2 separate regions of the Mus musculus genome follow, and region 1 is linked to region 2. A link is a loop called in an ENCODE intact Hi-C map of the cell type or tissue named here. Cell type or tissue: left cerebral cortex. All regions are shown on one strand. Links, peaks and the distances in the headings refer to the core of each region. The heading gives the core; the rest is flanking DNA.

Region 1 (4,713 bases), core at 1,128-3,627, 150 kb before region 2:
GATGCTTTCACACATTATTAATTAGTAATATTAAACCAGTCTTAGTCTGCACTCCTATGAGATGATAGACTCAAGAGTGTGTGTATGATTATTTTTTTAAGGACACTGTGCTGGTTGGACTTTTGTCAACTTACATCAAACCTAGAGATGTCTAGAAAGAGAAACCTCCATTGAAAAATGTCTGCATCAGATTGCCTATAGGCATATCTGTACGACATTTTCTTGATTAATGATTGATATAGGAGGGAGGTCCCAGCCTGTCGTGGATAGTGCCACTCCTGGGCAGGTGCTTCTGGGGGGGATATAAGAAAGCAGACTGAGCAATCCATGAGGAGCAAGGCTTTAAGCAGCATTTCTCCATGGTTTCTGCTTCAGTTCCTGTAGGGGGCACAGAAAAAGTGTGAGCACAGTCTGTAATGTTAAGCACACAGGGTTGTTCCTCCAAGGGAAGGAAAGCAAAACCTGTTATCCACACAGAAGGCCAGGAACAGACATGTTTACTACCCTAGTGACCTAGGCTCTACTGTGTGGCTAGAGACTCTTCCAGCACCGGACCTTCCCCAGACCCTTTGCATAAATTTGTTTTTCTCGGTAAATCTGTCGAACCTGCCTTGATGGATTTTACAAAGAGTTTCAATGTAGTCCTGTCTGATCTGTATTTAGTTTACTTTGCTCCTTAAAGAAATGTATGTATGTGTATATTTTGTTGTGGACACAGGATTGAGTTAATTATCAGCAGAATAAATTTTTTTTTTTTTACCAAATTTATGCTGTGCTTAAATGTGCCTAAAATAAATTAGGGGTCAAACTTTCCTGCTAGCCCAAGGGTAATGGACCAGTGAGCATGGGCTGATGTCTCCAAAACTGTGAGACAAAAATCATATTTGGCTTTTAAGTATGAGGTGTTTGGTGCAGTATCAGAAAGCTGATTAATACACAAATTGTAAGCACAGACCCTTTGGTCTCCCTAGACAAATTCTGTGAAGTCAATCTCAAAAGCATCTTTCTGTCCTGCTTCTCACTATGGGAGCCTGGCAGCCAGCACCTCCTTGGTCCTACCTGGGAGTAAAAACACCACCATCTGCAGTGAAGCTGAGCAGATGGCTTCAGGAGCTCCAGGGAAAGGGAAAGTTGTCCCTGGATGTGATAATGAATGATATTTATGAGACCTTTAAAAAACCTGTTTCAAGTGTGCGTTATTAAACTGCACCTGTTGGGAAAGAGCCCTTTCCTGCCTCTGCAACCTTTGCAGCGAGCTAAAACTGGAATCTGGAGGAAGCAGTAAACACTGTGAGCATTGCTTACCATGTGGCTGGGAGCTACAAGGTGCTACACGTGCCCTGTGTGGTGATGGCCACTCATTCAGAAGGCATTTGGCACTGTGGCAGGGGCTTGGGGGATGTCCCAAGCTTTCAAACTGGCACGGGAATTGCTCGTAATGTGGGGAGACTCTGCTGGAAGCAGAATGAGCTTCTAAAATCACCTCCCAGAGAAGAAAAAAACAAAACAAAACAAAAACAAAAACAAAACAAACAAACAAACAAAAAACCAAAAAAACCCTTGTTGGCCTAGAAAAATGAATCGCTATCTGGTGTTCCCAAGGAAAATCTGACCTTGGGGAAGAAACCTGGGAAATGAGGTTTACAAGATTTGGTCAAGGCTCATTGGCCAAAATCGGGGTGGGGGTGGGGCAGTTTGCTGCCTGGAGTCACAGCTGTGATTACCCCGACCAGCGTTACCATCCACCTGCTCCTGAGTTTACTGTGTCCTTGGGAGCTGGGATTGCCCCAGAACAGGAGTCAGTCTTACATCTCGCATTGCCTTACTGCATGATTTGTTTTTTTTTTAATTGGGTTGCTTCTATACAGAGGTCTTCTGCGATGTTTATTATATTGTCTGCCAAAAAGAAAAAGCTGTCCTGAGGCAGGAGTTAGGAGGTTAGCAGGTATTTCCTAAAAGGACTGGCAGAGACAAACCGTTTCCTGGTCCACAGTCCAGTGCTGGATAAACAGGAGACTTCAGGCACACGGCTCCGACTAGGCTAGCTGCTCGGCGGCCACCAGGGGGCGATGCTTCCTCACCTTTGCTCCAGGCTGTTCAGCCGCTAGCCAGAATCATAGCTCTCAGAAGCCAAATGGCTCCAAGGGCCACCAGGCGTCTCAGCTGAGACTCTAGGAAGCCCTGGCCTTTGGACACATCAGACAATCCAAAGATGATTTTTTTTTTTTTAGTCTTTCCAAAAGTAACATTTCTAAACTTGTACTCAAAACTGAATTCTGCAGGAAGAAATCAAACAATTATTTGTATTTGGGAACAACCTGGAATCGGCTTTAGTCAGCTGAGTGATGAAGACAGGGGAGGCCTTACATATGTTGTCCCTCATGGTGGTGGGAAATAGCAGAAACCTTTGAGAGGGCTCCTTCTCACCAGGCCCATGAATAATGATAACAGGTACTGAATGCCTACCTAAAGCCCGAGCCATGCATTGCTCCCGTTAACCCAAACTGTACCACACTGGATTTAAATTCTGTTCTCTTATGTTCCATCACGTTTAGTTGCCCAGGGTTACAGAATGACTGACAGACACAAGGTGGGGTGTCGCGCCTGCTCTCGACCAGCAAGAACGATGCGACCACCAGTCCTTCTAACAGCAGTTTATTCAGTCTTCATCTTTCTTCTTTCTCTTCATCAGTACCGTTCCCCAGCTGAAGAGTTCTGAATCCACGCCAGATCCTTCTCAACAGTCTGTTTTACGGGAACCTTTATTAACCGCTCCTTCCCAGTGATGCAGTTCTGAATCCTCCCTGTAGCAGGGGGTCTTCGCTCATGCCTGAAGATGTTTCTTTTCCCGGGTTTCAGCACCAACTGTCGCGCGCGCCCCCAACAGGCCAGGAAGAACGACGCTGCTACAGGATCCTTCTGCACACGTTTATTCAGTCCTGTTTCTTCTTTCTCTATATATCTCCCTTGTTTATATCTCCCCTGTTTATATCTCCCTTGTTTTTATATCTCCCCTGCTTATATCTCCCTTGTTTATATCTCCCAATAATAACAATCCTCTCTAGAATAACAATCCTCCCTCTAACCCGGGCCTCTCACTCTTTTATACTCTCAGTTCCCATCCACACACAGCAGGCCACGCCACCTCACCAGGCACGCAGCTTCAGCTAATCAGGGCAGCAGGGGCAAATCTCCACCAAATTGGATTCACCTGTATCCTGGTACACCTGCGCAGCACTCAAGATGTTTGTGTCTTGTGTGAGGAAGTCAGGTGCAAGTCATATGACTTAGCTGCAGTCCCTGGCGCCTTTGGGACTGCCGCCACACCCGCTCCCCACAATTCCCCCTTTTTTCTTTTTTGGCAGAGAGAATGTCTGTAGATAGCCCCCAGCAGCCATGCCCCTTACCCGTCCTTGGGTGACAAACAGCATTGGTTTGATCCCTGTCTTAGGTTGGTGACATGCCCAGGGAGTCTTATCACTGACTACCTCTTAATCATGCCAAGCCACTCCTGGGGAGATTGTGTTTTGCTTGTGGCAGGTGCATCAAAAGGCCAGGATGTTGATTAATCTATGGCCAGATCTTAATTGCTGCAAGCAAGCCTCATGGGTGAAGGTAGAGGTCTGATCCCCAGTGTGCAAGCATAGGGGCCCTACACAAAACCATCCCTTAGGCTCATCACCCAGAGAGGTCTTGGCCAGCTCCCGTGTCATTTTTCCTGAGGGAAGGGAACTAGGACACTGAACCTTCATGCAATCAGACATGCCTTCCACAGGATGCCAACAGCAAGCTATCCTCTGTGCAGTGCTTAGCCTCGCACCCCACGGCATAACGCAGCATAATTTCTTTTAGAGCGGCAAACCGAATCTGAGGAGATTGTCCCGCCTCCACTGCAGCAAAAGCCTATGCTACCATGGCGAAAGTGCGGGCCGCACACTCTGCACCTAACACATGTGCCAAACACAAAACACACACACACTATAACAAGCATACATCCCAGGGCTCTCATCCCCGCTCATCTTCCCTGAAGCAAGGGATAGATGGCCAGAGGGGCTATATCTTTAAGGGAAATTCAGGGATCAAAAAGGCATGGAAAAATGTGAACGTCATGTCGAGCTGGTATCGGCTTCTGGAACACTGAAAGGATCTCCCATCTTGGCTCCATCGTTTGTGCTTGTGGGACCATCCACCACATCCACAGGGGCAACTGGATCAGGAGCCTCATTCTTGCAGCGTCTCACCAACCTCTCCAGCACCCAAAGAGGTTCCGTCTGGTCCTGTGGAAACACACAAACAGACCCTCTCGCCCACATCAACACCTGATCTGGTCGATCCTCTCCAAATCTCCGGACAGAAGGTCCACCTACAGGTGGCTGCTGAGGAGGCATAGGGAGGAGGCGCAGAAGCTAATTCGCCTTCCTCCTCCGCCTCAGCTCTTTTATTTTGTCCTTTCTGTCCACCTGATAACACTGTGTCTCCTTTCTTTTTCCTTTTTCTTTTTAAGCCCTTTTCCTCTTCTGACATACTTTCTTGTTGCTCTGTAAGGATTTTCTGACCTGTCTTGACTGCCTCTACACACAATTTCAAACAGTAACAGAGTCCATATATCAGAACAAACAAGACCAAAACTATCAGACCTACCCACAAAGGGTCAATGGGAGAAAAAAGCATAACTACACAGCGAGGATCTATTGATCACTACACTGAGGTTAT
Region 2 (4,713 bases), core at 1,353-3,852:
TAGAGCTGGGATTCTGTTCTTGTGGCTGTCTTCTTTTAGGTTTGTTGAAGGATTACTTTCTTGCTTTTTCTAGGGTGTGGTTTCCCTCGTGTTGGAGTTTTCCCTTTATTATCCTTTGAAAGGCTGGATTCATGGAAAGATATTGTGTGCATTTGGTTTTGTCATGGAATACTTTGGTTTCTCCATCTATGGTAATTGAGAGTTTTGCTGGGTATAGTAGACTGGGCTGGCATTTTTTGTTCTCTTAGGGTCTGTATGACATCTGCCCAGGATCTTCTGGCTTTCATAGTCTCTGGGGAGAAGTCAGGTGTAATTCTGATTGGTCTGCCTTTATATGTTACTTGACCCTTTTCCCTTACTGCTTTTAATATTCTTTCTTTGTTTTGTGTATTTGGTGTTTTGATTATTATGTGACAGGAGAAATTTCTTTTCTGGTCCAAACTATTTGGAGTTCTGTAGGTTTCTTATGTTTTCATGGGCATCTCTTTCTTTAGATTGGGGAAGTTTTCTTCTATAATTTTGTTGAAGATATTTCCTGGCCCTTTAAGTTGGAAATCTTCCTTCTCATCTATACCTATTATCCTTAGGTTTGGTCTTTCATTGTGTCCTGGATTTCCTGGATGTTTTGAGTTAGGATCTTTTTGCATTTTGCATTTTCTTTGATTGTTGTGTCCATGTTTCCTATGGAATCTTCTGCACCTGAGAGTCTCTCGTCCATGTCTTGTATTCTGTTGGTGATGCTTACATCTATGGCTCCTGACTTCTTTCCTAGGTTTTCTATCTCCAGAGTTGTCTCCCTTTGGGCCTTCTTTATTATTTCTACTTCCATTTTTAGATCCTGGATGGTTTTGTTCAATTCCATCACCCGTTTAGCAGTGTTTTCCTGTAATTCTTTAAGGAATTTTTGTGCTTCCTCTTTAAGTACTTCTACCTGTTTAGCAGTGTTCTCCTTTATTTCTTTAAGTGTGTTATTAATGTCCTTAAAATCCTCTACCAGTATCATATGATTTTAAATCCAAACCTTGCTTTTCGGGTGTGTTGTGGTATCCAGGACTTGCTGTGGTGGGAATACTGGGTTCCAATGATACCAAGTGGTCTTGGTTTCTGTTAGTAAGATTCTTACACTTGCCATTAGCCATTTGGTAATCTCTGGTGTTAGATGTTCTAACTGTCTCTGGCTGGAGCTTGTTCCTCCTGTGATTCTGTTAGCCTCTGTCAGCACTCCTGGGAGTCCAACTCTCTCCTGAGTTCCAGGGGTCAGAGCACTCTCTGCAGACAAGCTCTCCTCTGGCAGGGAAGGTGCACAGAGGTCTGGAACTCAGCTCCACCTCCTGGCTGAAGATGAAGGCCTGAAGGGATCCTGTCCAAGAAGTTCTGTTGTTTCTAAAGCAGCCCATGCACTCTCCTGTACAGACTGGTCTCTGAGAGACCCGAGATACAAGAAGTTATAGTCTTTATAATAGAAGAAATACAGTGATAAGTTCAATTAGTAAATACAGGTTGAACAATATTTAAAGTAGCTTTACTGTAAGACATTTTTGGAGGAGGCCTGTGTTATAGGGTTGGTTCAGAGAAACTAATGACATTTTATCGCAGCCAGCTTAGTGAGGAAGCTGTAACCATGTGCCTATACCTGTCACTGAGCACATCAAAAGTAATAAAATTTTGATGGAGTTTAGAGCTAATAAACTATAGAAGCTAGTTATAAACTGCTAATGTAGGTCAAGAGGACTAATTTTAAACACTGCTCTAAAGTTCCTACTAAAAGAGTTAGTAGCTAGTGGCTGATAACATATTATCTTAAAGTCTAGGAAAAATGGGTACATTTTAAATTAATGTAGTTTAGTAATTAATAAGGTAGTAAGGGGCATACTATTTTAGAGGCTCAAATGTTTAAATTTTAATAACTGTCTTGTTCTAATGTTTCTTGTCAAATTGTCTTTTGGTTAATATACAAAGTCTGTGGCCTGCAGCACAGCCATTATTTAATCAGCAAATACTGACTCAGACATAGTGACACAAACTTCTAACCCCAGTAAGCAGAGTCAGAGGCAGGAGGATTGTTACAAGTGCAAAGCTATCCTAATCTATATAGGGAGTTCAGGCCAGCCAGAACCCCATCAAAACAAAACAAAATTTACTGCATATCTTTCTTGCACATAGCAAAATTCATGTACCTCTACCTTCCTGAAGCTAACATAGGAAAGATACATGCAATAGGTAATTTTAAGAAAATTAACATTTTAGTTGTAATAAATGCTAAAGCAATCAACTGATAAGTGTGGAAAGGGAGACTATAAAATGAACGGTCAAGAGGACTATTTAATTGTAATATGAAAGTAAGAGATGAAGCAGAAGGAAGAATAAACGAAGAGAACCTTGTTAGAAACAGTAATTTTACCAAGTATGAAAGAAAACTGATTAGCTGCCTAAGGCTTTTACAGATGCATTGAAAGGAGATAAAAGGAAGGCGTGAAGCCTATGATTATTGGATGAGCTGGCATTAGATGACTTGGGACTAGGATGGTGACAGTAGAGACAGGAGTAAGTGGTTTTAGATTAGTAACAAGCAGTAGACCTTGCTTACAATCTAGGGAGAGAAAATGGAAGCTGAGTGACAAAGCATGAAGAGCCGAGTTTAGAATATTGTGGGAGCCCTGGTGAAGCATCTGATGAGCCACAGTGTGGATGAGATCACTTACAGACTGAGAAGAAGACTCAGTGCCGAACCTTTATTAATAGCTCTGCCATTACTATAACAAAGCTTGGGCAGCGCTGTGGGTTTGGATATGTCAGCACCTCAGCCTACAGTTGCTACGTTACACAAATGAGTCATGTCAGTGTCCGTGATGGAGACTGGTAAGGTGAAGAGTGAAACCGTGTTACATGCAGTAACTAACTTCACAGTCCACCATGAGCTGTTTCTTCACTTTTGTTCCTTGGTTTATTTCATTGTTTGGGAATATAAGTTCTATGGCATTTTTGGTGCTGCAGACTTTCTTTGAATGTCTGGTTCTCCTTAATTATGTTTATATTTAGAAATGAGGCTTCAAAACCAAGTAAATGGCCCACTTTGTTTAGTGAGAACTACCAACTAGTCAGGCTTTGCAGAAGCAGAAACCAACAAAAGGGTTTGGTAAGTTGGAAGCAGAATCCTAAATTTAAGAGCAGTCCGCTTATTCCCTTGCATGGTGTTAGAGAATGACAGATCTTTGAACAGAAATTCAGTCTCCTAACCTCCAGGCATCCCTTTCTTAGTTTATTTGTCTGTGTACATGTATGCTGTGGAAAGTTCTGATAGGCAGATCTTCAGGTAGCTCTTTCCCTGCCTACTCTGTGGGTCACAAAGGCAGTGACTTGAGATACCATTCCTCATTTATTCCTATACTGTTATTAAGCTGTTATATAGAAGCTTGTTGTTTTTCTTTGCTGTGTGCATCTAGTTGACTGTGATTTTCAAATGACTTTGGGGACAAGAAATAAATGTATGCATGTATTTAATTCTCCAGCTTAAAGCCTTGGCAATAGTAGTTTTAAGAAACGAGGTTTTATAGTGTGACATCACTTTAGAATTTCATCCTTAGTTCAATTAAATAAGCTTTCTTTATTTAATAAAAATTTGAGCAGATCTTGTATAATAAGACACTAGGTTCTGTGAGTAATGTGGTCAAGCGTGACATAATCTTAATCTCAGTCTCCTTCCCAATAACAGCAGTGAGATGAGTGGCCATACGAGACTCTTACCTAGAGGGACTGCTAAGAAACCTTAAAAAGCTGTCAAAGAATGATGTTTGATCAGACTAGAGACAAAGTTGATTTCAAATTACGTCACTGTAAGGGTTTTAAAACCGTGAAATACTTCATGGGGTATTTTGTCTGATTTATTTTTTTTAAACAGAATTTCTGTGGGCAGTGATATAGGCTAAATAGAGGACGTTTCCATTAGAAAGCAGGCTCAGCAGTGATTCTGGAATAAGGATGTACACGGACTGTAAGGCCAGTGAGTGAGTCTCACTAGACCATAGAGAACTGTAGGATGATGCGAATTCTGATAGTTTTCCTTGGAAGGAAGAGTATATTCTGACATAGGGGCAGAAGCAGTCATCAGGACTTTAAGAAGGGGTGTAAATAACTTTATGCTGTGTATATGTGGTGAGGCAGCATCAGGAGCTTAAAAAATACACAGTAGGTAAATTGAAACCAGTGTACGAGGGGCTAGAGATGGCGTATAGTGCTCTTCCAGAGGATCAGAGTTCAGTTCCCAGAACCCATGTTGGGCGCCTCACACTACCTGTAACTGTAATCCCAGAGAGTCTACCCTCTGTGCTCCATAGGCACCTACACTCCCTTACATGGGTACACACATAATTAACATTTTTTTAATAGCACAAACTAGATCTGGTTTCTGATGGCAATAGTACTGGGTACTTTTTCTTTTAACTCCAAGAGACTCAAGTTTTTAGAAGTTTTGTTATGGTTTAGTGGAAAAAGATTAATAAGTGAGTAGAAATAGATTAAACAGCACCACTTTAAGTAGTGTCTTAGTCAGGCTTCTATTCCTGCACAAACATCATGACCAAGAAGCAAGTTGGGGAGGAAAGGGTTTATCCAGCTTACTTTTCCATACTACTGAATATACTACTGAAGTCAGGACTGGAACTCAAGCAGGACAGGAAGCAGGAACTGATGCAGAGGCCATGGAGGGATGTTACT

What was found. A loop is a pair of places that touch in the nucleus more often than their neighbours do. Peaks named below come from ENCODE experiments on the same cell type or tissue, not always from the same donor. Only the 100,000 strongest peaks of a DNase experiment are listed, where the experiment ranks them.
Region 1: it touches region 2 in a loop (2.5-fold over the local background); 2 of 42 quality-filtered maps call a loop at or near these places.

Annotation. Positions count from the first base shown.
Region 1 is chr1:166,357,716-166,362,428 of GRCm38, reverse strand. No RefSeq gene overlaps it. Among named protein-coding and RNA genes, the nearest start is that of Tada1, 19 kb to the left of the region's middle. In left cerebral cortex, for the core only: a CTCF peak has its summit at 2,066 (motif pointing right); a DNase peak (open chromatin) is centred at 2,073.
Region 2 is chr1:166,207,563-166,212,275 of GRCm38, reverse strand. All of the region lies in intron 8 of Mael (maelstrom spermatogenic transposon silencer), which reads left to right. Among named protein-coding and RNA genes, the nearest start is that of Mael, 29 kb to the left of the region's middle. In left cerebral cortex, for the core only: no CTCF peak of the experiment used is centred there; a DNase peak (open chromatin) is centred at 2,676.